Linked DNA regions of Mus musculus: all the other regions are linked to region 4. A link is a loop called in an ENCODE intact Hi-C map of the cell type or tissue named here. Cell type or tissue: gastrocnemius. All regions are shown on one strand. Links, peaks and the distances in the headings refer to the core of each region. The heading gives the core; the rest is flanking DNA. Region 1 holds the start of Gm41484 (a long non-coding RNA gene). Region 2 has its middle 160 kb from the start of Gm32461. Region 3 has its middle 67 kb from the start of Gm32357. Region 4 has its middle 66 kb from the start of Gm32624.

Evidence for each region. Peaks named below come from ENCODE experiments on the same cell type or tissue, not always from the same donor. Only the 100,000 strongest peaks of a DNase experiment are listed, where the experiment ranks them.
Region 1: a loop joins it to region 4, with 7 times the contacts of the local background. A loop is called at or near these places in 18 of 42 quality-filtered maps.
Region 2: it touches region 4 in a loop (4-fold over the local background); 16 of 42 quality-filtered maps call a loop at or near these places.
Region 3: a loop joins it to region 4, with 4 times the contacts of the local background. A loop is called at or near these places in 8 of 42 quality-filtered maps.

Annotation. Positions count from the first base shown.
Region 1 is chr16:87,243,300-87,251,148 of GRCm38, forward strand. Gm41484 (a long non-coding RNA gene) reads right to left here and starts at 3,394. Exons shown (of 3, transcript XR_876207.2): 1 at 2,275-3,394. In gastrocnemius, for the core only: CTCF peaks have their summits at 3,415 (motif pointing left) and 5,555 (motif pointing left); DNase peaks (open chromatin) are centred at 2,287, 3,401 and 5,545; H3K4me3 peaks cover 693 bases; H3K27ac peaks cover 1,519 bases.
Region 2 is chr16:86,641,778-86,649,626 of GRCm38, forward strand. No RefSeq gene overlaps it. Among named protein-coding and RNA genes, the nearest start is that of Gm32461, 160 kb to the right of the region's middle. In gastrocnemius, for the core only: a CTCF peak has its summit at 3,253; no DNase peak of the experiment used is centred there; H3K27ac peaks cover 708 bases.
Region 3 is chr16:86,298,967-86,306,815 of GRCm38, forward strand. No RefSeq gene overlaps it. Among named protein-coding and RNA genes, the nearest start is that of Gm32357, 67 kb to the left of the region's middle. In gastrocnemius, for the core only: a CTCF peak has its summit at 3,726 (motif pointing left); no DNase peak of the experiment used is centred there.
Region 4 is chr16:86,878,837-86,886,685 of GRCm38, forward strand. No RefSeq gene overlaps it. Among named protein-coding and RNA genes, the nearest start is that of Gm32624, 66 kb to the left of the region's middle. In gastrocnemius, for the core only: CTCF peaks have their summits at 2,967 and 3,876 (motif pointing left); a DNase peak (open chromatin) is centred at 3,883; H3K27ac peaks cover 2,063 bases.

The DNA of each region.
Region 1 (7,849 bases), core at 1,612-5,611, 360 kb after region 4:
TCAAGGAAAGAAGGAAGGGAGAGAGAGAAAGAGAGAAATAAAGGAAGCAAAGAGAAGAAAGAAAGAAAGAAAGAAAGAAAGAAAGAAAGAAAGAAAGAAAGAGAGAGAGAGAGAGAGAGAGAGAGAGAGAGAAAGAAAGAAAGAAAGAAAGAAAGAAAGAAAGAAAGAAAGAAGAAAGAAGGAAGGAAGGAAGGAAGGAAGGAAGGAAGGAAGGAAGGAAGGAAGGAAGAAGGAAATTAGCAAGCAGGCACCTTCTGGAGCTATTTAACTAGAACTTTCTATGCTAATGAGATAACGGGAGGAGAACTTTCTATGTAAACTTCTGCAAAGTAAAGAACTTGGTTTCTCAGCTGTAACTGATACATTTTAAGCACTCAGTGACTAGACGTGGCCAGTGTGCACCCAGCCCAACAGCAGGATCCCCCTCTGAAAGAAGTCTGGGTATGCCATATGAAAGTCTGGGTATTAAAATAGACTCCCAAGTTTTTCCAAACATGGACCGAAATGAGGAGTGTTTCTCAGAAGACTTCTGTGAAGCACACACACACACACGCACACACACATACCTGCACACACACACACACACACAAAGCCCATTTTGTGTCAGCTGGAGGGTGTGCCTTCCTCTTTCCATCACGTTCAAACCAATAATTAAACAGGTCCCTTACCCCAACACCTTGAGCAAATTCTCAAGAACACTCCCCTGTTCTGTCCTGGATTTAAGACAAGCTTTCCACAGACAGGACAGTTCCCAAGGACCCTGTGTCTGTTTCCCATGTCAGTTCCTTTTTCCAGTACGTTCACATGGAAATTCCCCTACATAAAGCCTACCTCTATCCCTGCAACCACATTCCCCGAAGCTGTCCCATAAGGCAACTTTCTCCATCTGCTTCTCTTTCTGCAGCCCAAGCCACACAGTAAGACTTCTAAGCTAGCAAGAAAATTGAAAACAAAGTGCAGGTCCAGCTCCAGAGAGACTTTATTTTCCACAAAGCAGAGATTCCAACGATCATTAGTCAAGACCTGAGCACCAATCACTGACTCATGCCCATTTTTATAGTATTTTATAGTTGGGTATTATTATAGTTTGCGTGTAAATAATGTAGGTAATTCATAGGTAAATCTGTGTAAATTCAACTCCCGATTGAAGTTTGAAGAGATTTGTGAGAACAATCCACTTCACCAATCTCAGATTCACCCTACAATGTCTGGCAAATAGATAAGCTTAGAATCCAAGGGAGACCAAATCTGTCAAGTGAAGTTTATTTGGTGGGGTAGGATAAAACTGGAGAAGAGCTGCTTCATTCGTCCAGAGTCTGATGGGCTGAAAAGAGTCTAGCAAGTTGATCTCTCTCAAACAACATCTTTATCCAAAGCTACACAGGGTCAGTGAGTGAAGGGCCCACCTCACAAGCATTCGGATCACACTGGACGATTGACATGGCTGCAACTTCCTGTGATGCCAACATGAGGGGCAGAAGTGGGCGGATCCTGAGGGCTTGATGGACAGCCAATCAACTTGAAGTTGAGGAACAGATTGAATGAGAAACCCTGCCTCAAAAACTAAGGTAGGGGAGGCAAGGAGACCGCTGAGATTTCCATCTGCTCTTGCCAAGGACTTGAGCTTAATTCCTCGCATCCATGAAGAGTCACAATCTCCTACAACTCCAACTTCAAGATACCAAGCGACGTCTTATGATATCTACACATGCACACCCACACACATACGCATGAGCATAAACTAAAACTGAAGTCTTTTTCAAAGTTAAAAAGTAATAATAATAATTTGGGAAGACATCCAGACATCAGTCTCTGGCCTCCGTGGGTGTCCACTTGGGCAAGCACCGGCTCATAGAACGCTTAGAACACAACAATGGCAGAGGGAGAGAGAGAGAGAGAGAGAGAGAGAGAGAGAGAGAGAGAGAGAGAGAGAGAGGGAGAGAGAGGGAGAGAGAGAGAGAGAGCCTGGGATCTCTTTTCTTTGATCTTCATGGTCAGGTTTACTCACTCAGCATCATTGTTCAAACCTGGACTGTTACCAGCCTAGGATTAAACATTGGCAAGTAGCTATCGGTGAACACCATCTGTAATTACCTCCTACAAGACCTGACTATTAACACATCACTTTTCTGAGAATCCTTAACTGTGTTTTGTTAGATACAGGTCACGGTTTTAAAAGGTACCTACACTTTACCCCTAGCGCGACAACAGATGGATTTGCTTTGCTCCTATGCCGGCTTGTTTGTGCAACAAGCACACACTTTTTTATGTTACCTGGCCAGCATCGGCTCCTCTCCATTGCTGGTTCAGTTCCAAAGTGAGCACAACTCCAAGTCTCAAGCCTTGTTCCTAAGGTTGAACTCAAGCCAGATGAACCACATGAGACAAAATAAGACAAAATGAAGCAGGCCTAAGCCAAAAAGATGACTAGACCTATCTCCAATGGCAACCTCAGGATAGGGTTTCCTGTTTCAGCCCAACTCAACATTTTATCTCTTTAAAAACAAAGAAAAGGGAACAGAGCATCACGAAGTCGTGTCTGAGACGGACAGAAGGCAAAAAGATTAACTTGTTAAAAATACAAAAGAAGAAACTGATCTTTGAAAAGGTTCAATTCTACTATGGCAAAATGGAAAATCAGGCTCCGTTGAAGCAGACTCCAGCAAACTATGAAATGAGCTACCTGTATTTGTAGGTTGGTTCAAGGGATCGTACTCTGTGTGTGTGTGTGTGTGTGTGTGTGTGTGTGTGTGTGTGTGTGTGTGTGTTGCCAATGGGTGCTCTTTCAGGGTACAGGAGCTGGGTAGCTACGACAGAGACCATGAAGTTCATAAAACCTGAAAGATTTAGTGTCTGGACCTGTCCAGGAAGTCTGCCGTCCTTTGGTTTAAAGTTACATTTTGCTGAAAACAGCAATTATCAAGTTCCTCAAAGGTCCTGTCTTGAACTCTTTCCTCCTATCTGGTGTGGAGTGGCGCCATCCACGCCTCGGTCAGGATGAGTCTCTGTCCCGTCACTCCTTGCTGTAAGTTCTGAGAACCATTGTTCCCTCGCCGACATTTGGTAAACATATCTTCAGAAACTTGAAAGGAGGTTAAGAACATCTCGGAGGTTGGATTTCAAATTCTGTGTTACTCTGACACTGGGATTCGGCTCGAGCTGGTAGCCGGAGCTGCGACGTGTGTGCCGAGGGCCTCCTCCTAGGGAGGCTGCAGCCTGGTACTTTGTAGCACAGTCGGAGGAGGGAACTGGAAAACCCAGGCGCGATCGCTTCTCCAAGTTTTCACCGTAAATAATCATTTTTTTTTTAATGTTCCAGTAACTTACCCACTAAGAAAGAAAAAGCAGATGATGACACACTGGGTGTGCTCCTACACGCTCATGTGTGGTGTTATACTGCCCTCTGCAGCTTCTAGCGGTTGAGCCGCCCTCTGGCACCTCGGTGACCTCTAGAGAAGTGTGCCTGTCCCACAGTGGAAGAAAAACTTCCCTAGCACGACAGGAAAAGAAAGGTTTAGACCAAAATGTTCCCTGTGGTCAGAGTCGTATCTCTGGCCCCAAACAGTGGCAGTGAATACTAGGAGGGGTCGATGTGCTGTGTCTTCTAGAAACACAACAGTGCCGCTTTAAAACGCATTTGCATTTTACAGTTCTGTAGAATGAGAATTCAACACAGTAATTGGGCCAGGGTGGGGAGGACACAAAAAGAAATAAGAAATTGGGTAAGACACCTCTGTCTGTTGTTTGTACCCAAATTTAACAGAACATGGATAAGACATAAGACCTCAGGATCCCAGGAAAGAAAAACACAGAAACGGGGAGGAAAAAAGGAAGAGAAGGCTGATTGATGGTAGCTGGAATCTAACGGTGTCTACTGAGAGACTTCATCGAGGTCAGATATTCGCTCCAGTGTGTCAGGAATCCAGACGAGGGATTATGAGATGGGGGTGGGGGGAGGGAAGTTGCACTCGATAAGAAAGAAGACCAAAACAGGCTTAGGACAGAAAGAGGACCAGAGGGGAGGGGCGGACATGGAGGAGGGCAGTAAGGGAGGTGAACAGATGAGTCTCATGACGCAGAGGGTGGACAATCCCTGTAAGAACGAGCATCTTTTTCCTGTATCGTTTCTGTAGCGTGTGAATGGTGCTTTGACAGGGTCACCAAGGACACAGAATGCCCTGTAGTTCTGAAGTGATCGAAGAATGAGTCAATAAGTCAACGCCAGTAGACACTCTCCCAATGCATTCCTTCACGACTGCACCAGACATGCGAGCTGTTACTGGACACTGTTTTGTTTTGTTTTTTTAATTGGATATTTTATTTATTTACATTTCAAATGATAGCCCCCTTCCCGGTTTCCCCTCTAAAAACCCCCTATCTCATCTCCCCCTACCCCTGCTTCTATGAGGGCGCTCCCCTACCCAGCCACCCACCCACTCCCGCCTACCCTCCCTAGAATTCCCCTACGTTGGGGCATCGAGCCTTCCCAGGACCAAGGGCTGCCCCTCAGTTACTGGACACTGTTAACAGCCCATCGCCGAGGGCTTTCTGGGCAGTGAGCTACCTAGAGTCATTTCTCAAGTCCTCCCCACACGCCTAAAAGTGGGGCTCTGCGCTCTGAACATGCATCCCTCAGCCTTTCCTGCCTGCGCCAGTAGAGGATTTTTGTGTGAATTCATTATTTCTTAATACACTGAGCAACAGCCTCTGTATATTATAATCCTTCCCATGTGTGAGGCTTGTGCTGGGTGTTTACAGATATTATTTTACAATAACCTTCAAAACTCATCTACCTCACATGTATTATGTACCCGAAAGCAATCTTAGACAGATTGAACATAAAATGTATACATATTGTTTTTCTTTGTTTTGTTTGTTTTGTTTTGTTGAGATAAGGTCTCTGCAACCCAAGTTGGTCTCAACTTTGTTATATAACTGAGGCTAACTTTGAAGCAGGACCCTGTTTCTACCTCACTGCTGCTTGTAGACTATCTCCTAGACTGCAAGCTGAAGAAACTAAATTATGAACCAAACACTTAAAAAAAATTGTCTTGCAACTTTATAACAGCTGATACACTCTAACAATGAGAATATTTTACTTCCATTCACACTCTGATTAGTTGTTTTCGTTCACTGATAATTTCGTTCACAGTATGAATAATTCAAAGTTTAAATGTTCAAGTTGGCCTCAAGGAACTGGAGTGTTAACTTAATCAGCCACTGCTGGCAAAATGTGTTCTTCATTAATGAGGCGGTTCAAGCACAGACTCATGGCTCCTTTAAGCATGATCCCCACGCGTGGGAGGGGAGTAAGCATGATTTTAGTACTTCTTAAGAGCTTATAAGGTGAAGCCTCATGGTGGTGGTAATGCATGCCTTTAATCCCAGCACTTGGGTGGCAGAGGTGGACTGCTGAGTTCAAGACCATCTTGAAGTACCCAGTAATTTCCAGGATAGCCAGGGATACACAGAGAAATCTTGTCTCAAAGTGGGAAAAAAAGTTTTACAAGATGAATTCAACTGCAAGCATTTTACAGTGCAATGTTGCCATCTGGTGGCCAGTGTGAAGTATCTCTATTTATCTAGAGACTTAACTATATTCTTTTTTTTTTTTAATTTTTTTATTAGGTATTTTCTTCATTTACATCTCAAATGCTATCCCGAAAGTCCCCCTACACCCTCCCCCCGCCCTGCTCCCCTACCCACACACTCCCACTTCTTGGCCCTGGCGTTCCCCTGTACTGGGGCATATAAAGTTTGCTAGACCAATGATGGCCAACTAGGCCACCTTCTGCTACATATGCAGCTAGAGACACAAGCTCTGGGGGTACTGGTTAGTTCATATTGTTGTCCCACCTATTGGGTTGCAGATCCCTTCAGCTCTTGGGTACTTTCTCTAGCTCCTCCATTGAGAGCCCTGTGTTCCATCCAATAGCTGACTACGAGCATCCACTTCTGTATTTGCCAAGCACTGGCAAAGCCTCACAGGAGACAGCTATATCAGGGTCCTTTCAGCAAAATCTTGCTGGCGTATGCAATAGTGTCTGCGTTTGGTCGCTGATTATGGGATGGACCCCAGGTGGGGCAGTCTCTCGTCTTAGCTCCAAACCTTGTCTCTGCAACTCCTTCCATGGATACTTTATTCCATATTCTAGGGAGGAATGAAGTATCCACGCGTTGGTCTTCCTTCTTGATTTACTTGTGTTTTGGAAGTTGTTTCTTGGGTATTCTAGGTTTCTGGACTAATATCCACTTATCAATGAGTGCATATCAAGTGACTTCTTTTGTGATTGGGTTAGATCTTTCCGTTAGTGCTATGCGCTCAACCCCTTAGCAGACACGAAGATTTGTAGGTGTGGACAGGATAGACTCTAGCATTCATGCATCTTTACTTCCGAAAATTTTACCCTTCGAAACATGCACGAGGGCAGGGAGACCCTGACCTGCCCCCTCTCAGAGACCTCCACCCTGAATTTCTGGCGGTGCTTCTGACACACTAAGAGGTCACCCTGTTCTCCCTGCTGCCTGTCCTCTTTGTCACCTCATTGCCAGTTCCACTTCGCTCCAACTGCTGTGGAGTTGCTCTTCTATCTGAGGTCTTAAAGAATAATAACAGCAGAACGTTTTACTATTCCATCAGATATCATTTGTATTTGATCAGGTGCCCACCCTATCACGATCCACATCTTCTCAGCAAGAATAATAAGGAAAGGAATTTTAAGCCCGTCGGTAACTTTCTTATCCTAGCTGCCTTTCAAGAACAGCAGATTGTTTTTTTCCAATGTTGGCGCTCCACTGCCACCTTCAGGAAGCTCGAGGTAAGGGCACTTCAGAAACCATTACCCTGCTAGGGTTACCTGGTAACAGGCAACTGAGGAGAGTGGCACTTAGCTTACTGATTTTCACTAAGTCCATGTTTTCTACGTAACTCAATCAAGATATGGGGATGAAAGCAACTAAGACCACATCTGTATTGTAGATACATGTATAATAATATCTAAAGCTTATAAAAGCTTTAGATGGCATACCTACATAATTCCTCTAAATGGTCATGGGAAGAACATACTCGTCCTACACCCTACACCGAGTGGAGCTGGCATTCACGTGGAGCTTTTGATGGGGGTGGGGTTCAGTGTATCGTGTCGCTGCTGATACATTTACACATTTTAAGAATTGCCTCCATAACTCCTATTTACTTTACAGGGGAAGAAACTGAGGTCTTTGGAGGTCACCTGGTTTATAGCCACACATCTAGCAAGGCCTTGTGACACCTGACTTCACAGTCAGTGATTCTTGGCACTGGGCTAATCCTCTCTTTCGAGTAAGTTAGCCGATAACAAGAAAGTACGATGCGGGGCGGTAAGCATTCTGACACCCTGAGTACGTCCAAGAAAAGCTGCTAGGCTTGGCGAATGGAGGTGGTTCCGAGTATAAAGATGCCGTGTTGAAACCTCGTGACCTGAGTTCAGGCCCTGAACCCCATAAGGCAGGGGAGAGAGCAACTTCTAAGAGCTGTGTTCTGAGCTACACAAACTTGCACAGAAGAAAAATAACTAAGTGGGGGAAAAAAGTATTTCAAAGTGCTGAGCTCTGAGAAATCAGGCATCAGTAAGAAAACTTTATTATTTTTTTTTTCTCATTACAGTATGTGCTGATAGGGAGGAGTTGTTTCGCGCTGAGCGCTCTGAGAGATGAAATTAAACTCTGCCTGATCTAAATAAATGTTTGATCTACTCATGTGATGATCTGTGGAGGGCATTCCAGAGAGAAATGAAGAGCTGGTGCAAAAACCCTGAGAGGAAAGGCATCTGGCTGCCTGAAGCACAGACATGACACTCGTGATAGGAAA
Region 2 (7,849 bases), core at 1,235-5,234, 240 kb before region 4:
AAAAAATAATTCTATGAAATGTATGACCAATGTGGTAATTATAAACAAGTTTATAAAATAATGTAGTAAATTTAATAAGTTATAAAAAACATTAGATATGTTTAGGACTTGTAAGGTGTCTTTCAAATGAGGGCTCAACACCCTCCTGAACTGAGGAAATATTAGTGTTCTACCAGACTCCATACTTCAAACAAGTCCTTGTGCCAACCTGTATGCTACACAGTAAGCTTCTTTCTACCTGCCAACCTGCAGTATGCCATGTCTTCATGAATTATTAAATAGTCTTGATGTGTTCAACTTGTTTTCTAGACTGTAATCTCAAGGTTACTTCTTATATTGGTGTTTTAAAATTATTAAATCATAAAAATTCAATATTCAGAAAAGTAGAACCAAACTTGATTATTCCAAAATCAATTACTTAAGTATAGTAGTGCTGTGTTTGGAAAAAAATACCTTTCCCTTTGTAACTTGACTTTAGAAAACCTTTTTTGATGTAAGCAAAGGTTGTATAAAGATGGGAAATTATGATTTCATTATCCAGAAAATTATGAGCAGTGCATGTGTGTGTGTGTATGTATGTGTGTGTTTCTTCACTTAGCGTGTTTAGTTGTCTATTTTTGTAGAGTGAAGCCTTATGAGCTTCCCTCTCCTTATGTTAGCATGCTTATTAGTGTTGCTAGCATATATATCAGTTCATGTTCAGACAGACATATTGGTCTTCATAGGTATAACTTCTGATATTTCTAGAAAGCACAGTGTCAAAGCCAACTTCTGATTCCTCTTCCCATACCCTAGCATGCTATTGTGATCAATTCCTCTTCCCAATACCCTAGCATATTATTGTGATCAATTAAGTAGCTCCTCAAGAATGATCAACTTTTCAAATACAACCTGAACAAGAAAAGCAAAGGAACTTTGATAAAAATATGTATCTAACTACATGACGTTTCTAAAGATGTAGCCCTTCCAGATCACTATTGCATGGAGAAAAAAATGCCAATTTTCTTAGAATGAACTCTATGAACTTATATCATCCATACAGCAAAACACCCCTTCAATCGATGAGCTTGGAATCCACCAGGGACCTTACTTCACATTGGTTAAACTTCGAGAGCTTCCTTCATTCAATGTGTTGTGATCATAACTATTTTCCCCCAAATGATTCCCCCTCCCTTTCCACCTTATTTGGCACCTCCTTGTTTACCATCAAGGCCAACTTGATACCCGAAAATTCTTGGATGTTCGGTCTTCCATTGGAGAGTGGTCAATTTGTCAGTGGGTTATACTTATAGAGAAAACTGGCCTAACCTTTCCCAGCAACTAAGAATTACCAATAGATCCTCTGTTGCCTTGAGCCTTTGGAAGAGGTAATGGATATATGTTCTCTTTACAGATGGACATTCTGAATTCTCTTTTCTTCTGTACTTTGACCATTGTGGGTCTCTGTCTTGATTTTCTTCTACTAGAATTAGGAGTTTCTCCATTGTTGATTCAATAATGCCTTAATCTACTATTATAATGATAGGTCATTAATAGTTGTTTTAATACTATATCCGCTACCATAATGTTAGTAGAGTCATGCCTTCTCTCCTTGTATTTTATTAAAATATATTATTTGTTTACAATTTTATTGTAAATTCCACAAATGTATGCAATACATTTTGATCACACAAAATTGTTTTGTTAATACAAAGTTGTTGTGCATAAAACCCAGTATGGCATAAAATCCATCTTCTTATAGTCTTTACTGTATAGTCTTTCTCTCTTACACAATGTTCATTGGGCCTCTGAGTGGGTATAGACATCCCAGTTATGAATAATCCTTTAACCATCATTTATTTTCAGCACTCTGGCCAGTTATGGGTCTTTGCTGCTAATCATTACCCACTGAAAATACATCACCTTATCCAAAGATGATGGCAGCACTAATCTCTGGGAATAAACATAATTATTTAGAATGATATTTGGAGGGGAAAATCATGTCCACTTAGCACAAAAACAACAGCAGTTTTGTTTTGTTTTGTTTTGTTTTTTCTACTATAGACTATAAGCTCTTTAGCTTAGATAGAAATTTCCCCAGCTGCCTTTATAGCATCCTTTGGTACTATGATGGGCTAGCCAAAGAGGAAGAAATTTCCAGCTCAGATCCAGCCTGTGTTCTCTATATCCTATGACAAATGCACGTGATGTCTAGAACAAGAGGGTGTTAGTATGTGTTTCCAGTGATCAGCCACAACAGTAGCCATTGCTGGTATTGTCCTGAGGTTCTCTGGGGCTTCCCCATGCAAAACTTATAAACTTATAGTTTCAATAGTAAACTATGGCTTCAAAACTTTGGACTCAAGAAAAAGCCACAAGAAAACCTGACCCTTGGTAAGCTAATTACAACGTAATATTAAAAAGCAATATACCCTATATGGTTAGATGAATCTGGTATGCAGCACAGCTTAACAAACACTTCCTAACACATAACAAGTGAGTCAAACTTCCTTTTTATCCTTTGAAGTTATGTTCAAAGATCCTCCTTGTCTAGAGTCTCATTTTCTTTCTTCCTGAAGAACTAGCAATCTTTTAGGACTAACCTTACATTTCATTTTGTTTATAAGTTCACATTCCATTGCTAAATTCTGTTTTCTAATCTACTTCCATAACTATGTCATACAGCAGTTTCATCATGATGGAAGCATAATTGAAGCAATTAATATGATTGGCTGAACACCTACAATATGTCAAGAACTCTTCCAAATGACCTATGTCCAGTGCTTCACTGAATTTTCACAATCACTCCATTTTAGTTGTTCACAGTTAACTCAGAGAACTTAAGTGTTATACCAGATTTACTCATTTAGCACATGGCCAACACAATTTTTCATCCAAATGCTTCCTGGGTCCAAATCTTTAAAAATAATTCTAGGACACCTTCATTCTAGTTGTTTGAATTCCGTTTCTTACCATATAATACTACATTTCTATATTTGGAAAACTTTCAGATTGTTTTAACTCCAGAATCTGCATTTTTCATGTTTTTGAAATAGCTTTTTGTAACCTTGAAGATGAGTCTTTTATATTTGCCAAAAGTGTTTGCAAACATCAAATATAACATGAGACAAAGCATTACTGTTCTGCACCTTTAATAGCAACCAGACATTTCCCCAGACTACCTTAAATGTTGAAGTTACAGAACTGGTCATGATTAATGTAATAAGCAGCCAAGATGGTTTACTTTATGATCTCTGCATGACATCTAGTGGTTGGAGTTGGAATATTTACGGAAATGATCTTGTGCCAGAAAGTCCATGTTAGTTGAGAGTCCTCAGTCTCAACATAAAAGGAAGAGTGACACACAGCTCTCTCACTTCTGAAGTCTGGAAAGAGGGAACTCTTGATCATTTATATTTCTCACTCCATGTGTCAGAGCACAGCAATCTGTCTTTGTGTTAAGCAATCGCTGCTCACTGGGGCTTGTGAAACTTTATTTGCCTGTAGTTAGTACTCACTTCTGATGGCTGTGACTCTGGTAATCATTATCACATGCAAAAATGAACAAATCCTTTTGGTTCTGTTTCTTCGACTCTGTGCCACAACAAACCCTCTGTGGCTACAAAGAAGCTTTATATAACCTGCATGCACACAATAACATCACTGGCTTTATTGTTTTAGATTTTTAAAAAAGTGTTATGTACATCTGTTTTGATCTTTCTAAAATGTTATAAACAAGCAATTTCTAGATTTTGAGTCATAAGCATGCCCTTTGTTTTTCATCCTCTGATATAAGATTTGGAAAGAGCTTCCAGTAACTTTGAGTCAGCTTACATGACTGACAATACAAAGTGGCACATGACATGCTTGTGTCCAAGTGATTGGCACACCAGAGCTGGGAGAAGCAGGCAAGGACCTGAAGTCCAACAGTCAAAGACAAGGTCCCAGAGAATGAGTGACTGGAAACAAGCTGTTGCCCTTGAACCTGTGTTCCTACAGAGGGATCTGAGGCTGCCCATCACACCATCTTCTAGTTCCTTCGTCCATAAAACAGAATGTCATTTACCTCAGTTTCATGTGATGAAAACCACCCTAGCATGTGTAAAATTAAGAGTCATTCTAATTAGAAATAGAGAAAGAAGTATTCAGATCAAAAACTGTCCCTGGGTATTCACAAATGGATGCAGGCCAACAGAGAAAATACGTGACAACCAGAGCAGAGAAAATACGTCACAACATGCCGCAGAGAATCTGAAAAGCACTCATAGGTGTTTTCTGTGAAGTCTGGAAATTATCATAAACACTACTTTTTAGAATTTTTCCATCAGAGTTTTTATCTAGAGTTTTGAAAACATTGTTTATGTAATATGTGTGACCTAGTGAATATATATATATATATATATATATATATATATATATATATATATATATATATATGTATATACACACTATCTGTTTGCAGGAGTCTTTGAGGGGAGAGGGGAACCTTGGATCCTCTAGAGTCAGAGTTGGCATAGGTGCTAGGTACCAAATCCAACTGGGTCCTCTGCAGGCGTTTAAGTGCTCATAAGTTCTGAGCCATCTCTCCAGTCCCCTAACTGAGCTTGGAAGTTCATGTGATTTATTATCCTTATTTTCTTTGTGATTGTATGTGGAGCACATGCCTTAACACACACGAAGAGGTCAGAGGACAGCTTGTTGAGTTGGGTCTCTCTTCTTCCCACCCTGTGAGCCCCTGGCATCAAAGTCAAGTTATCAGTCTTGGCAGCAAGAACCATCTCACTATGCCTAAACACCATCTTTTAATGTTCTGTTATTCCTAAATATTCTTTTTTACTGTGACATAAGCAAAATTATGCATTATGTTTCTCAAATTCAGGGTTTTTTTCACTATAAACAAAAACCAACACTATGATAGTACTAGAAACATGTTAACTTTGCAATGGGAAACATATATACAATAATTATTTAGTACTTCAAAGTCTATTGCTAGAGATTATGGTATCAGCAAACATGAAATTCACCTCTGGGATAAAGAGTAAAAGAAGCAATCCCTCTGCAGAGGCTCAAAGAAGACTTTTGTTGAAGAGGTGAGTTTCCCATGCATGGTCTTTGAAGTGGGTTCTTGTTAAATCTAGGGACCTCGTGATGAATGAACTAGAAGAGAGACTGCTGACAGATCAGAATACTACAGTGGTGGTTTTGTCCTTTGGTTTGAGAAAGTTGATGATTATTAAGCTCCCTGCCTAACAGGCTTTGTTCCTAACCCAAGATTCTCCACCCTAAAGAGACAAATAGTAAAGGCATTTGAGGTTGCCACTTAAATAGACTCTCTCCTAGCCTTCCATGTGTGGTGCTTTTTTTTTTTTTTACCCCGATAATGTATATTTTAGTCACTGAAATTACTTATGGGAATGGATCTGGTGTTTCTGCAGGTTTGAACATAAAAGAATAGACAGGCAAACAGATGGAATCACATATGGGTGTTCATGGATCCGATTCAGGAGGGCTCAACTTTTGCCTTCTTGGGATTATTTAGTTTTAAAAGGCAGTCTCTGCCTGCCTCTCTGTTATTTATCAGCATGAGATAGCTGACCGATTTAAGTGCTGATCTTAAGCAAGGTTGGCACGTCCACCCTTGATATTTAACAGACCTGAACTGAACAAAGCACACACAGTTTGACTCATTTTAAATACTTGGTCACTTTTTAACTCCATGTAAACTCTTTGGTTAAACCTTATTTCAAACGGTGAAATAATCATAGCCTTCATGCGCTGTCTGGTTTAGGACAGGTTTTTTTTTTCCCCTGATGGGATGGAGTGATGGCTTTGTGGTTAAGAACTCTGGCTACTCTTCCAGATGACTTCAGTTCAATCCCTAGCACCTACAAGTTAATAAACAACTATCCGTAACTCCAGTCTCAGATGATCCAGTGTCCTCTTCTTGCCTTCAGAGGCACATATGTAGGCTAAACGCACATCACTCACAAATAAATAAATAAATAAATAAATAAATAAATAAATAAAATCTTGAAAAGCATACAGATTACTCTAAGAGTGAAACACATCTGCGATTAATGAATTATCCACTTAGTTGAAATGTGTAATGTAATCTTAAATTTAAGCTAATTATGCAATTATAGAATGTGGACTTGGTCTCTATGCTTCTTGAAAATTTTATCACTTCTTCCTTTCTTTGATTGCTACTTTGTAAAAACTCTTCATTCTCTTCAGTAGCTAGGAAGAGATTTGTAAGCATCCAGTAGCAGCTAACTGCGAGCAATGCCATCAACCTTTGTAGCTTCCTAATCTTTAAAATTAGCTGTCGCTGGGCGGTGGTGGCGCACTCCTTTAATCCCAGCAGTTGGGAGGCAGAGGCAGGTGGATTTCTGAGTTCGAGGCCAGCCTGGTCTACAGAGTGAGTTCCAGGACAGCCAGGGCTACAGAGAAACCCTGTCTCAAAAAAAGAAAAAAAAATTAGCTGTCATAAATTGTTAGTCATACCAGCCAAGCAAAATGTTTTTGTTATCCTCTTTGCTTATTCTCTGTTTCTTGATACTGTATCTTATAAAGTTTACTTTAGTATCTGCTCCATTTCTCTACTATGTTAACCATAAAACCTTTATTTAAAATATGTTATATAGTAAAGTTTAAATCTCTAGCATTTTAATAATGAGTAAATTTTGATAACACTGAAACTAGAGTTTCATGAAAACTATTATTTCATAAAAGCCAAATTACACACATCCCAATGTGTTGCACACACTGATGAGAAGAGTGCCCTGAACTAGTGTATACCTTTAGCATGTTTGACATTGAGGACTTGATCTTGGACATGATGAGCTATCATTAGCTGTATGAGGAGGAGGAACTGTAGAGACTGCTTGGCAGTTAAGAATGCACTGTGCTTTCAGAGGATTTGGGTTTGGTTCCCAGCACCCAAGTCAAGAAGCTCACAACTGCCTATAAGTCATGTTCCAGGAAATCCTTTACCATCGTCTGCCTTTAATGGGTGCTGCATTCACATACCCAACTTACTCCCACAAACATGTAAATACACATAATTAAAACAAAGTCTCTAAAAATATCTAGTGATGTCTATACGAAGTGGAGAAAGGAAACTCTTCTGTGTATCAAAGCGCATCTTGTGCTGTGGGGGAACTCCGTGTATTAGGTTCCCAGGAGTTACTCTGAATATCTACACATGATGTGTTCAGGCCTGCTAAATAAAACTTCCAACAAGCCAAGCATTAAAAGGTTCAATATTGGTGCCCATGTTTCCAGAATATTAAATATTCAAGGATTAAGATATAACATGAACTCTCTACACTACAGGTTCAATTTCTACTGCACATGTATGAAGCCCCAACCACACAAGTACAGCTCCATCTTATCCAATGAGGTAGCAAAAAAGATCCACATTTAATGGCCTATGCCACCCTTTTCTTAGACTTGACTGACCTTAGGAGCCCATAGTATGGAGACCAGTGGCTTCTTTTCATTTCCCTGGCTCCCTACATCTCTTCTGCATAAGCCACTCTTAAGTAAGTCACAGGCTAATGTATGTGAAGAATGAAGTATACACTTATAAGTAGGGGACACTGACAAGACAGGGTCATATTTCCTTCCAATTCATGATTTGAAAGATTATCTGAGACCTCTCAACAAATATTCTTTGAAGCAGACCATTAGAATGCAGCCTATCTGTACCTCTTCTTTGAGTTTGTTTGTTTGCTTGGTTTAAGGTAATATTTTTGGTCAAATCTATTTTAGAGTAACATAAGCCAGTATGTTGTACCCCTGAGAAATATGTCAGTTTCATTAAAAAAAAAACATATATATGGCTTGCTTTATCCTTGCCCAGAAACTC
Region 3 (7,849 bases), core at 2,050-6,049, 580 kb before region 4:
ACTGGTTAGTTCATATTGTTGTTCCACCTATAGGGTTGCAGACATCTTCAGATCCTTGGGTACTTTCTCTAGCTCCTCCATTGGGGGCCCTGTGTTCCATCCAATAGATGACCGTGACCATCCACTTCTGTATTTGCCAGGCACTGGCATAGCCTCATATGAGACAGCTATATCAGGGTCCCTTCAGCAAAATCTTGCTGGCATATGCAATAGTATCTGCGTTTGGTGGCTGATTATGGGATGGACCTCTGGGTGGGGCAGTCTCTGGATAGTCCATCATTTAGTCTTAGCTCCAAACTTTGTCTTTGTAATTCCTTCCATGGGTATTTTGTTTCCTATTCTAAGGAGGAATGAAGTATCCACATGGTCTTCCTTTTTCTTGATTTTCTTGTGTTTTGCAAATTGTATCTTGGGTATTCTAAGTTTCTGGGCTAATATCCCCTTATCAGTGAGTGCATATGTATGGCTTCTACCCCATATTTGGTTATTGAGTTCCTGGAAGAAAAACAAATTCACAGACATTTTACTTACAATATACCTTAAGCAGCACAACAGCTTGGCAGCTGCCTATCCTTTATGTTGTTGGAATCTACTTTCCTATTGATAACCCCTAGTAATTTTTTACAATCTCTGGTCACAAAAATTCCATCCCACCTATAGCTCTTCTGCCTAGCTGTTGGTTGTTTGCATCTTTATTTACCAATCAAAATTAACTTGGGTATAGGGTCACAGGGCCTATGTGCAGACTCCAAGTCTTAAGGGCCTGCACTTAACCTTCCAATAAATAATAAAAGACAAAAAAATCTCAAAATGGACTTGGCACTCTGATTTCTCTGTTGGTAATTGGGGAAATGAAAGTTATATGAGCTGTGTGTGACTGACAATGAGAGAAATAGTTACTCTAAAACAAGTATTGCTAGAAATCTAAAACATGACTCCCTCACTAAGCTCTTGGTTTTAGAATTGAGTGTGAAGTGATGATATATTAATGTCTTTAGTTCAAAATATTAGGCTGGGCTTGGTGGTGCACGCCTTTAATCCCAGCACTCGGGAGGCAGACGCAGGCGGATTTCTGAGTTCGAGGCCAGCCTGATCTACAAAGTGAGTTCCAGGACAGCCAGGGCTACACAGAGAAACCCTGTCTCAAAAGAACCAAAAAGAAAAAAAAAACAAACAAACAAAAAAACAAAAAACAAAAACAAAACAAAAAAAAAAAACAACCAAAATATTAGCTAATTAAATGGAAATGATTTCGTGCTCAGCTTGGCATGTCCTTGGCAGATAAGTCAGCACTGGTGGGGTGAATGTTGCTGATCAGTATCTGTCTCACAAGGACAAAAGAAGTGATACAAATACAATGCTTCTAGAAGACCTGACTCAACTCCACGGAGTTCAACAGGACTCTTTTGTGTGCTCGGCACCACCCAGCTACCAGCAAAATATTTATTAAATGTAGAACATGGCTTACTGTATTATTATGGAAAGAAAAGTCTTAGTTTTATATGCTTTTTAAATGAATGATCCTTGAAAGAGGAGTGAGAATCAGAAGCAAATTAAAATTTTCAGTGCTTCCATTTTTAAACTTAATTTTAGACATTGTAATTTGTATTACTAGTAAATTATGTTAAAATTACTACCCTTTTGTAAGATAGTATAATACTAGAGATACAATGTTGCTTCATTTGAACAGTGTTAGTAGCTTTCCTTTTATAGAATTGAGGCACAAAATATCAAGAAAGAAGGATTTTGTTACAATGTAGGAAACTTGAATATTATTTATGCTTTTATTTTCTTCACATATTTTAATCAAAGAAGTATGAAAGAGGGGAAATCCACAAAGGAAATACCACAAAAGATTAATGCCCAATGCAACAATTATACAGTTATATAGTTATTAATAGTAAGCTTGTAAATACATGTGTGAGCGTGCACATACACAATACACACACACACACACACACACACACACACACACACACACACACACCAAATATAATCCATGACAGTTGGTGGAGAAAAGTTGAGGTGCAGTCCAAATAGTCCCTATCTGTGTTGCCTTTCACACTCACTAGTGTAAGTGTGTGAGCAGCAATATTGGGTTGTTAATTGTGAAGTAATTTGGTTTTTTTTTTCTGAGCAATGTAAGATTTACTTTTCTAATAATAACCATAAAAAATTTAAAACATGCTTTTGGAAAATCATTGGCTACCTACACAGTAAGTGCTCTGGACAACTCCGGGATTTCAGGAAGGTATTACTTTCTTAATTGTGTAAAGTATTTAAGAAAAGAAATGTGCTGATGAAGACTGCAAACCTACTTTATAACATGCTTATCAGTGACTTCTACTGTAAGTTGTACTCTAGAGATTTCAGTATGGAATCACACCATTACCCAGGCTGTAATGGCATTATCTGTCCAGGTGGAAAGATAATGTCCAGGGAGTGTGAAAATCAAGAATTTCATTTTATAAGAAAGTGATGTGGACAATTTCATTGCTTAGGACTAGTTGTTTCCCTTGAATTTCTGTGAATAATCACAGCTGATCTGCAGAACTCCTATATCATATTGAAATTCTTCGCTCAAAAAATTGGTTGTGCAAATATGACCTGACATAATATCTCTAATCTTAACAAAATTATTTTTATACAATTGGGATTAGAGTAATTTAGTAAGAGACAGTTAGTTCAAAGCATTTTTAAAATGAGACTATTTAGTCTCATTTGTTAGATCACTGGAGCCTCCATAAGAAATACTATAAATAAGGTTTCTTAAATGTATTTGCTTACAGTAATTCCAAAATAGAGGATATGAGTCCTCTTCAAGTGAGTCCTTTTTCCTGAATTACAGATAACTGCATTCTGTTTGTTCTCACAAGCTCACAGAGAGTAACCAGGTTTTCTTCTTTTAGGAACATCGGCCTTATAAGATCAAAGCTCTAAGCACATGATGTCTTTGAACCCTAATTCATACTTCCTTTAAATAAAGCTTTGGATAAAGAGCTACCATCTACAATTTTTTTTCAGACATGAGACTCTGTCCATTCCATTGCATTACTCATAGACTCATTTTCATACATTATCACATACAAAATGCAGTCAAACTTTGCTCGTTCCAATATTAATAGTAAATACTAGAGTCTTGAGGCAAAAGAATAGTTTTCTTTGGCTTGGTGTCCATCCCTCCCAGCCATCTCCACCCTGTTCCTGAGGTGGGAGTGCTAAGTGTTTAAGCTGTTGTTGCTGGAGGCTCAGTCCTTCCCTTTACTTGAAGACCACGCATACCATAGCTTTATTGGAGACTTATAAAATTCTACAGCCTCGATTAAGTTCTACAGCCTACCTTCCTTCCATCCTTCCCTACAGCCTCCTCCATTCCATTATTTCCAAATGATGATGCTCCTCTGGATAGAATTACATTTCTTCCCTTGAGGTGGCTCATTTAACTGATGAATTATATTCATGTTCTCTCTCTCTCTCTCTCTCTCTCTCTCTCTCTCTCTCTCTCTCTCTCTCTCTCTCACCAGATATCATTCACTCTGTCTACACAAGCTCAGATGTTCACAATAAGATACAAAGGACCAGGGTCTTAGATAACATGAATGCACTGGCCCAAATATGTGCAGTCCAGAAGTCCAAGTTAAATGGCATTCAACTCAACTCCTGTTTTTCTGGTGGTGTTCTCAGTATGTCTTCTCATGGGGATGGAAGCAGAGCCCTCTAGTGTCTTTTATTATAATGACACTAATCCTTTAGGATTAACCTCTGCAATGAGTATTATAGCTTCAATTTATAGAATATAAGGGGGAGTAATTCAGCTCCTCACATCATATTATCTATCTTGGCACAGCACTTTTAAGTTTTTTGTATTCGGTTTGATGTTTAATCCTATCAGAATCTCTAAAACCATCCTAGGCTACTCAAACCCACATTACCTTCAGAAGGTCTTGTACATCTCAGAACTGTTTCCTTGGCACAAAGTGGAGAGTGTAGTTATATGTTAACTATCTGCTACATTCCATTCGGCCAACGCAGTGGACTAATTTTCCCATGTCTGTTTCACATGTGGGTTCCTGTTGAATGGGCCCTCTCTGTCTGCTTCCTAGGATTCTTTAACATTACTATGCCATCTACAAAAGCCAGAGAGGCCATTTCCTGAATACCTATCTACTTTCTATACTTTAAGAACCTCACAATGTAGGTTACCTGGATATGTTTCTGGTTACTGGAGAATAATTCTGTTAAATAACGAGGTTTAGTACTGTTGTATCTGTAGGTATCTGTTGCCTGGTTAATGCAATGCAATATAATGAGTTGCCTCATAGCCTACCCGCATATGATCCCACTATGATGGACGATATCCTTATTTCTTTAAGTTTATTTTGATGAATATTTTGTCACAATAGTAAGGAAAGTAATTAATTCAGGTAATTGGGAACAATAAGTTTGGATGTTAGAGTACAGGAGAGCAAAATGCCAAAAGAAAAATAGAAAGTGATATCTTGATTCCTACTTTCTCTATTCATTCATTCATGCATTCATTCATTTATTCATTCTGTCTAATCCAATATGTAGGTATTTAAGTCTCCTCTCCATCCCGTCCTCTCAGATCCCATATCACCTCTCCTCTCCCCCAGACCCAGTGTTCCTCCATTTCCCTTCAGAGAAGAACAGGCCTCCCTGTGGTATCAAACTTGGTACAATAAGATTCAATAATACTAGGGATATGCCCTCCTTCAAGGCTAGATGAAGTCCTACGGTGTGGCAAAAGAGTCAATGGCACTGCCCACTGCCATTGCTAGGAGTCCAACAAAACTCAAGGTAAATAACTACAGCATGTATGCAGAGGATATGGCGCAGACCCATGCAGGATCCGTGGGTGGCTGCTGCTTCAGTCTCTATGATCTCTGATGAGCACGGCTTAGTTGTTACTGATGGCAGTGTTCTGGTGTCCTGTACTCCTGGGTTTTCAAAGGGTCACAAGGGACTGTGTTTTCCAGTCCACAGATGAGGAGTCATTTTAGCAAGATACTGCACATACTGCATTCTCTCTGTGTCCTAAGAATCTGAGTCAGATTGAGGTCACAAGCATGAAGGAATTTAACAAAGTCTCAAGACCAAGGAATTCAGGCTATGTCGCAGTTGCTGTTCATTCACATCTTCTGCTCTACCATGAAAAAGAGCAGGAAGTGGAACAAAGAAGATGTGAGCATGTATCATTTGGTGGGAAGGAAGGAATCTAATTTGTAGCCAGACTGGAGAGACTGCAGACTGTTCTTGCTGAGGACTTGAGTTGGATGTTCAGCATTCAAGACAGGTGGCCCTCAACTGCCTTTAATTTCAACCTGTCTAGACAAATGGTAGAAATTTATGGCATGCAAGTAATGTTTGGATGCTAGGATACTATGTTTAATTTTTATCGTTAAGTTGGGAGGATATAGAATTAATTATTGGAGACTGAGTAAGGAGACAATATGGGAGGAAATGACATCTTTTTTTGTTTGTTTGTTTGTTTTTGTTTTTGTTTTTTGAGATGTGGTTTCTCTGTGCAGCCCTCGCTGTCCTGGAGCTCACTTTGTAGACTAGGCTGGCCTCAAACTCAGAAATCTGCCTGCCTCTGCCTCCCGAGTGCTGGGATTAAAGGCGTGTGCCACCAAGCCTGGCACTGGAAATGACATATTCTTAAACTTTAATTAAAAAAAAAAAACAATAAAAATAAACAAAGTAAACATAATCTGCCCCAGAAGAAAACAAATTCACAAACTAAGACTATTCATTCTTTGAAATCTGTGAAATTACAGTTCTCTTTCTTTCATGGCTCAACTACAATTATCTACTGATTTCCAGGGGTCTAGCTTTGGGCAGTGTTATTTTCTGCATCATGGACATAGAAATCCTCTTAAATCAGTTGTGTAAAAGATATGGGTATAAGGAGGAAATACCCAGGGAGCTGGGCGGATCTGCAACCCTATAGGTGGAACAACAATATGAACTAACCAGTACCACCACCACCCCCCTACCCCCCTCCTTGGAGCTCGTGTCTCTAGTTGCATATGTATCAGAAGATGGCCTGGTCGGCCATCAGTGGAAAGAGAGGCCCATTGGTCGTGCAAACTTTATATGCCTCAGTACAGGGGAACGCCAGGGCCAAGAGGTGGTAGTGGGTGGATGGGGCAGTGGGGGGGGGGGTGTGGGGGACTTTTGGGATAGCATTGGAAATGTAAATGAAATAAATACCCAATAATAAAAAATAAAAAAAATGAGATTATATTAGAAAAAAAGTTTAATGATGCTGTTGTGTACTTCTCTAAACATAGTTAAACTATTCATAAAAGAGAGAAACATTTTTACACTATTATCAACAGAAAACATTTAGAATACTTTTTTAGACATCAAAAAGAATTTTTTTTGAATTTTGTCTTTTTTTCTTTTGTGACTAGAAACAAAGCAACTTTATTTGGAGGGTGCTGGACTTTTAATGTTATATTTATTGATAATCTTTGGAATGAGGTTTCTGTTATATATCAGATCAGCCTAATATTCAAGTATAATTGAAGGAAGATAAAATCATGTATCTGTGCCACAGTGTTTAAAAACAAAGTCATCATAATCAATTAGTATTTGATATTAAACTATACATTACCTAACTTATATGGCACATTCTTCACACATTGCTACTCTGTTCATTTTATTAAATGTTTCATTTGTGCCAGTCAAGTTATAGTTGTTGCAAAGAATACTAAACATCAAAAATCAGCCTTGACTAGATAGAATCTATTTACATAACTATAACTAGATCAATTAAACTGTGGAACTGCCCTCATAGTAGTCCTGTGAAGATACAAATTACATAACTGCAAAGACTGAGACATCTTAAAGAGTTAGAGAATGCCTTCTTAGTAAAGAAACGTTTGATCTAATAGTTAAATGTTAATGGATGTTACCTGTGGATAATGACAAATACAGGATAGTGTTTTTGATGTTCAGAAGTGAAGGAACAGTATGTGTTGATTTAAAGCTAAAACCTCTAGACCTATATGTCATTTCTGATTAAGAATTTAACTCTTTCATTTGCAACTAATCCCTGCTGGGTAAAGGGAAATTAGTTTTTCAATGAACTGTCACTGGGTACAGGAACCATACACAAAGCCCAGGAGTGACTGACCAACTCAAGATGGCCTCTCGGTTTCTCTTTGGACTTTTTTCTTTGTATTGAATTGTTTTGGTCTGTTATTATTTGTCTTATTGGTTTTATTCGTTTTGATTTTTGAGAGACAAGGATGGAGAGAGGAAGAATGTAAAGCTGTGTGAGTGGGGAGGTGAAGAGGATCTGAAAGAAGCTGAAGGTGGGAAAATAGGATCACGGTGTAGCGTATGAAGAAAATATGAAAATATGCTGTAATTTTTTAAAAAGTACTTTCAGCTTTTCATGTGAAGCACATAAATAGTAATATTAATTGGGCTTTACAGTTCTGTATTTTAGGTATATGATGATTAAAAACAAGTTAGCTGAGCTGTCAGATCATCAGACCGTAATTAGGTCAAGAAGGATAGAGTGAGAATATTCAACATTATTGAGAGAGTAAGGATCACTTTATAATGCAGAAATGTCTGTGGCTGAGGCCATGAAAAGGTATACACCCTTCTACCCCTTATCTCAAAATAGTTATCCTCTGAGAAGTTCCTAGGTTCTACCTAATTTTAGAAATGGTAAAACAATACCAGAGTTTTCACAATAAGAGGAGGAGAACAATGGCCTTTCTCTACACAACGAATAAACAGGCTGAGAAAGAAATTATGGAAACAACACCCTTCTCAATAGTTACAAATAATATAAAATATCTTGGCGTGA
Region 4 (7,849 bases), core at 1,797-5,796:
TTTAAATAGCTAGTTTCCTTGAGAAAAGAAGAAAGAAATGTCAACAGGCTGTAGTTAAAGTCTGTCACGTAAAGAACACATTTGGGGGATTTCTTGATAGAACTTCTACATTATAAAGCTATTATGAAGACAACACAGGGCAGGTAAATAAATAGGACATTGCATTGCATGTGGTAAGTTCTCAATAAATTCTGACTTGCTAGGAAGACCTCCAAAGCTACTACTCAACATAGCAAGACAGGAAGTTGTTTTACATTTACATGAGCAGAAAGTATCTTTTCTTATAAAGAACAAAATAAAATGCCACTTAACACTTCTCTGTAATATGTCATAAACTGAACTATTTAATTCTATGTTTCTGATACTCCGAATATCCTTACCGATATAAACTATGCATTAAAAAGGCTAAATCTATCTCATGTTTACTTTACTTTATCTGGTTACTAACATGTTCTAACAAGCCCAGTATCTCTGTAAAAGTATAAAGATCTAAGAACTTAAAATGAAATTGATCTTTCCATGAGGACTTGAAGGTATTTATGAATGAAGGTTGGTAAACAGATAGCCTCATCTCACCGCAGTAAGAACTTACAGAAACATCTGAAACTCTCAACTGGGAACCCAGGAGACAGTATCATCTTACCAAGCTAAAATATCACCTCTCCATGGACAGTAACTTTGGGAGAGGAACACAGCTACTTAGGGAACTTTAAGCTACTATTACAGGCAATGAAATAAAACATATATTGTGGGGTGGGGCGGGGGGAGACTTAAAGAGCTGAATGTTCCCAGGAGTTATATAAACTATATCTACATGTCTGTTGATTACTGTGACTGAAATTGAATCTTATTCCAAGACCCTGGCCTCTTGTCCTTCCAGTAGACTTTGCTAACCTCAAAGATATCAACTCTCAGTACTTTTAGAATTAAGAACTTAAGAGTGCTCCTTTTGGGTTTTGTTTGTGTTTGTTTTCATTTCAATAGTCTTAATTAAGATATAACTAAAACGATTTCCTCCATTTTGATTCCTCCCATTCCTAACTTATACACGGACCTAAACAACCCATGGAGTTTGTCAGAGTGTGTGACTTCAGCCTGCCTTCATTGTCTTGGATAACCAGTTAGAACCTATAGCACAGCGAGAGGCTAATTCTCACTCTCTTACTTACAAGCTGTCTGTCGTTGTTCATGCAAGAGTGGAACATCCTGAGATTTTTCTACTTCTTTATTAGCATGTCTGTTGGGACTTTGTTTGTTTGAGTTTTGTTAAACAGCTATATTGTTGAGTTCTCATGGGTGTAACTTTTCTGTGGATTCTAAGGAGGAGTCATAATCGCGAAGCAGACATCCGGGTTCTCTCGCTCTTACTATTTTTTCTCCCTCATCTTCTGTGATGTTCCCTGTGCTTCGGCTTCAGGGGCGATATTGTAAATGTATCTGTTTGGCACTTGTCTCCTAATGATCTGTTGATGACATGATGTCATGGCATGATGACTAGGTGTGTCTTTCTATAATGGTCTCCATCTACTGCAGAACTGTCTCTCACAGGGAGGATGAGAGCTACAGATATTTGTGGGCATAAGGATAGGCTTTAGAAAAAAAGTTAGAAATTATACCTGGCTAGTAATATGGTAGCAGTAGGCTTTCTTCCAGGATCCATGACCTGGATAGTTCCCTAGATTTTCGGTACCAGGCACTATATATTCTAAATCTAACTTAACAGAAGTTGGTTACCACCAAGACATGCGTGCCAATGCTGTATCTTTAGGGATAGCTTGACATGGTGGTTCAGTTTATGGTTCATAGGTATCAGAGCTGGATAGGGCTACTAATTCCTTCCCTCCCTTGGTAAGTTGCATAGGACTTTCTTATGCTAAGGAAACTCATCCACAGGAAGAAGGACATCAGGTTACATGCAGTTAGAAGCATCTGGGTCCCATAGCCTAGGGATGCTGCCTTCTGTAACTTCAACCTCTGGGATGCATCCCAGGGCAACACCAACTGCCTCCATTATTTTGGGAGTCACCTGGACTATCCCACAAATATCTTGAAAGGAGGTTTCTTGTGACTGGCTCTGGAGATTTTGTCAGATACTTTGTCAGAAATGCAGTAGTCATGTTAATAGTATCGAAGTCTTTTGGTCAGCTACTGGATATTTGTCTTTTTGTAAGTATTCACAATGGAAGATGAATGACAGTTGTTTACAGCCATTCAACAGCACGAGTTATTTTTTTCCAAGTTTTACTAGTCTCTAGATACCTTTTCTGACAAGCTTTACAATTTCAAACAAGTAAATATTTTATATGTGGCAGGGCTTCATAAAAACTTTTATTACCCTAACACTTTCAGATAAACTTAGGTAAACATTCTTGTGTCGTGCTTACAAAAATAATGAAAACGGACCTCAGCTTACATATTTTTATATACTGTCAATGTTAGTATTCAGCCTTCACAATGATATTTTCCCCTGGCCATAGGTACTATGTTTTATTATAGATATTTATTTTATTTTAGGAAAGCTGATGTTAACATAGTTTAGCCTTCACATAAAAGCTCAAATGAAGTAGTGCTCCAAATGATGTCTGTTAGAAATTTAAATGTTAAAGCAATTTCAAAACTTTTCTTAACAAGCAGATTCACTGCTAAATCACAAGACAGGTTCATTAAAAGACGATTAGTAATTTATAAAATATATAGTAACAATAAAAATAGTCACTAAAACTTCTATATTTTTTAATTGTGGTAAAAACTGGCATAGTAGGGTTTTCTTAATATGCATTCTTTGCTTCCTAACACTTGAAATTGTCGTAAAATTTAGAGAACATGTAGGATTTCCCCAATTCTTATTAGTACATGCTAGCTACTTTTTAGTAACTTTTCTAAATTTTGAGCACCCTGAGTTAAAAGGTTTTGAAAAGTCATTCTGCCACCTTGCGTTCCGTACTGTCAAGGCAGTTTTGTGCTTCTGGGAAACCACGGGAAATTTTCTGCCAACAGGGAAGTCTTAATTCTGAATCAGAATTCTAGAATCATCCTGGACTCCTCTGCCTGTATTATTGTTTCCAAGTTTTCATGAACCTATCACAGATATTTGTAACTCAATATATTCTTATGCCAGAGTACGGATTCAATTCTCATTATTTTTACTAAGATTTTGAAAGACAAATAACAAAACTTTAATTGAAACCATATGTGATTCTGTAAAAAAAAAAATGTTTTCTTACATATTCTTAACTGAATGACTAATTGATACATGAAAGTATACATATTGTATACTTTTTTAATGAAATATAAACAAAGAAAAACAAGCTTATATTTTAAATACTTCTTTTGTGTAAGTGGTGAACAACTTGTGTGTGTGTGTGTGTGTGTGTGTGTGTGTGTGTGTGTGGTGTGGTGTGTTTTGAACTCAGAAAACTAGAAAAAGCAAAACTCCAAAATTCCATAAAAGAAAAGAAAATAATACAAAAACCCAATGATAACAAAGGATTGTTGTAAATCAAGTTGAACATCAATAAATAGCCTCTCAAACCTACTTTATTGTGAGAACACAGTATGTAGTCTCAAGGCTATTGATGCAGGGCATCTTCATAATGGTTGACCTTGCTTTCTTAGGCATTTCTTTCCTTGATACGGAGACTCCTGAACTTTTTGTATTTCATTCTGTTCTTGAAAGTCATTGAAGGACTACATCAGAAATGTATAGATATGACAGTTGGGGTTGTAGGGAAAAGGTGGTTACGGTACTAGTCATAATCTTAAAGGGCCTTTTCCCTCCTCTTTCAGGGGGACTTTTAACTTACCACAAAATAACTGATTTGTGTGACTACAATCCCTCTGAGGAAATGATCAATGTGAACGGTGTGCTACTGCCATCTTGTGTCCGAAAAGAGTCCCTCAGTTTCTGTAGCATGCTAGTTGGAGTGAGGAATTCAGAAATGTTCTGAAACTAGCCTTCAGGCTTTTGCAGTAGAATGTAGGAGGGAGAACTTTAGGCTGTGGGTCTCACGAAGCAGCTGTTAAACCCAGAACGCATGACATTCTTGAAGCTGCCAGGGTGTGCATGACTTAACCTGCTCCCCTCGGACTTTTACTCTGAGATGATACTTTTAAAGTTTCGAGCAAAAATTGGAAGTCAGAGAAAGCAACAGATGAAGGCAAGAGAATAACACTTTATCACTAGAAACTACATGGAATTTTCAAATGTTAGAGCCATAACATTTTTCTCTAAGTCTTAGTGTATTAATCCAATATAGTCAGTCAATGCTTCAAAACTTGGGGTGCTTGAATTTAGAAAAAAAATCTTAAAGCCATCAACACTTTCAAAATCCTTTAATTCATTACATTACATCAAAAGAATTCTCAGCATTATGACTGTTAAATATCAGGCCAAGTTGCTGAGAGGATTTCACTATTGTACATAAATATCCAAAAGATGACCTTAGTACTTAGCTATTCTCAAAATCTACGCAATGTAAGAACAATCATGAATATTAGAAAGAGCACAGGAGTGACCCAGTGCTAATCTGCCAACCCAGCATGAACTTTCAGCATCCTCAAAACGCCAAGTACATCAAAGAGAATTCCTCACTCTGGAGAAATAAATGTGTCCTGAATCTCAGTGGAGAGACCAAGTATCACACTACTTCATCACCCAGAACTGAATCTACAAAATTATCTCAGCTATAGAAGCAACACCAGGTATTATGGGAGTATGTCCAGTCATCCCGTAACTTCTGTGACTGAAGGAATCTGAAGTAATCTTTTGGCTGAGAACTGGTCTTGGCTTTGCATTTGAAATCATAGGCAGTGATAGGCTGGTTTTCAGGCCAGGCACCGCCCACTGATGGATGCTTCTGCCTGGCTGCAAGCTGATCATCTGCAGATGGAGAATTGGGTCTCTGTTATCATCATTTCTTTTATCTGAAATCAATCTACTCTTGTTTTTAGACTTTGATCCTATAGTCAGCCTCCTATAAGACAGGCTTTGCCAGCACATCTATACAAAGATGAACTGCTAATGGGAGCCTCAGCTAAAATAACATGCACGGGTTTCCAGGCTGACTGTGACCCATCGATCCTTCCCTTAGCAAACATGTCTGACGTCAGGACCCCTGTACCTGTGCAAGTCCTTGCCAGAGAGGAGGCTAACAGGCAGAGCTGGCATGGACGTTAGGCTGCATTGTTCTAGTCTTGCCCATCTGATATTCCCGTCTGAGAGGAAGAGCTGTAGGAACTGATATAACTTTGGAAAGCCATACTTCCTTCCACTTCATGGTTCTTGACCAATGAAAACAAAGCACCACCAGCGGCAACACCAGATTTGCTTAGAAATCACAATAACAGACTAAAGCATACAGAGTTTTTCTTGTGGACATTGCCAGCACATTACCCAGCCAAGTCCACCCTTCTCTGAGAAATCGGTAAATTTCCCTCAGTGCTCAGAAGATGACAGTGAATCCCATGACTTTTAAAGCTTTATAAACGCAGTCTTGCTTTATATTATTGACAGCGAAATTAACTGCATTGCTTCATAACCTTTGAGAAGAGAATTTAGAAATGTTAGATATCCCTTTAGAAATTTTAAACACAAAATTTCTCATATAAAAATACTTTCTTATCTACAAATACCATAATAGAATTATGGTAATGAAAATGTAAATATATAAAATAGAAAACGATTTTGAAATCCATACCAGTGGAAACTGTAGTGGTTATAAAATAGTACTCCTGAGGCTAATTCTGACTGCTGAAAATGACCAGCAGCATCTGGGTATTTTCCTATCCATTATGCATATTATATGTTATCATGGCTTGCCATGGTTGTTAACCTTGGATAAAATTGAATTTGTTAACAGGACTGTTTTGTGGAAAGTTAGACCACAGTGTACTGCTGAAACACGCAATGAGATTAAGAGGGAGGCTCAAGGGTCACCAAGGTCATCACACTCAAAAAATGAGGATGGCTCCTGGCAGATTGGGTTGATTTGAATGCATTCACTAGACCCTTGAGTCTTTTGCCTGGTTTCAAATATGGCTTCTACTGTTGAGCACACTCCTGATGCAAACCCATAAATTCCTCTACCAATGCCCAGCTTACATTAGACGTGTGTGTTGGCACGTCGAGCACTGTGAGTTAAGTCTCTTCTTGGTAACGTCAGCCTGCCTGCAGTATTCAAAATGAGGAGTTTGAAGGGATACTTTGAATTGTTGATGTTCGTCCTACTAGACAGACATTTGGAATGTAGGGGGAAAAATGATCTAAAATCAGAAATCAAACTTTCAAAAAGATTACAAATTTATTCTAAACTGTACCCAGATGTATTATTTCAAATTTACCAAAATGTTATTTGTGTGTTTTCAGTGAGAACAACAATAAAGATGCTAATATACACAGCATTGGAGAGAAAGGGTTGGGCAGGAGGCCTCAACCCTACACAAAAACTATAGGAAGCTAAGAGATGCTAAGAATTGGAAGAAACATTCTTCCCCAGGCAAGAGCACACCAACTGGTTATTCAGTACCACGTTGTCAGCCCTGAAAACGGACATGCAAGTAACATTATACAGATTGAACAGGCTGTTCACGGGTATAATTAATGAGAAAGAGGCTGTAAATTTGAAAACAAGTAAGGTATAAGAAGGTTCAAAGAGATTAAAGGGATAGGCAAATGGTATAATTGTAATCTTAAATAATAAGAGAAATAACAAAAAATAAATTCAAGTGTCTCTTATATCCTATTCCTCTAAAGTCTTCTAATGTTTAGAATATTTTAGTGAGATCCTTTCTATTAACTTTTTTACTATTCCTTTACTTAAAGGAACTTAATTTACAGTGACCACTGTCAACTATCAACCACCTGTGTCTCATGGTAAATAACTAGGAAAAGTATGTTTTATACAAATTTCAACTGTCTAAGAAAGTGATTAAAATACAGGAAAAAATGTCCCAGATTTCTTTCCCTTTAGTGAGATTCTTAACACCGCATGTTTAAAAAAATTCATTTTAGAGAGATTCTTATCATTACATGTAAATAAGAAGTGTTAACAATCACAGTAGCTTGGAATTGCCTAAGACACTAGCTTTACCTAGCTTTCTTGGGAAATAATTTTTTTTTTTATTTTATTTGAGGTCTGAGGTTTCAATTCCTATTTGATTATGAACCTAGATTGAGCCATAGTCGTGCAATATCGCTTAAAAAGCAACAACAATAAATAAGGTTTTGTTGGGTTGTATCCACAGGAATGTAGTGAGGTTCACTGCTGAGCAGAATCTTGGATTTTGCTCATTAAAAGCTGGAATATAAAATGACCAAGAAGAGGTCTAACAGAAAGCAGACTCTGCCATATGGCTTCAAATTGATGGCCCCAGTGAGAGAGATCTGAGACAGCGTAGCCATCTACTACATCATAAGAGATCCATCTAGGAAGAGAGCAGAAATCATGTCGAACACAATACATGAAACACAAGCCAACATGGGGGGGGGGGGGGAGAAAGACCTGAAAGACTTTCAGATGGGGCCCTGAGGTGTCGAACATCTTTTTAAAGAGGTCTATCACAGGATAAAGCAACCAGAGTTCTTCCCATCAACAAAAAGCCCCATAAGTCAGAGGGCATGGGATGTTACTCATGCCCTCACTTTGGTTCTGATTAGCCCTTTAACCCTTAGTCAAACATCAGTGTTTGGTTAGAAATTGTTTACAATTAATTCCACACAATGAGACAAACTGTTTTTAAGGCGCATTCACTCCCTGGCCAGTTACCACCATAATTAGCCAATAATTGCTTGCGGGTTTGTTCTTCAGCTTTTCCTTTTTAAATTTTTTCAATTATGTACTCTGCAAATGTC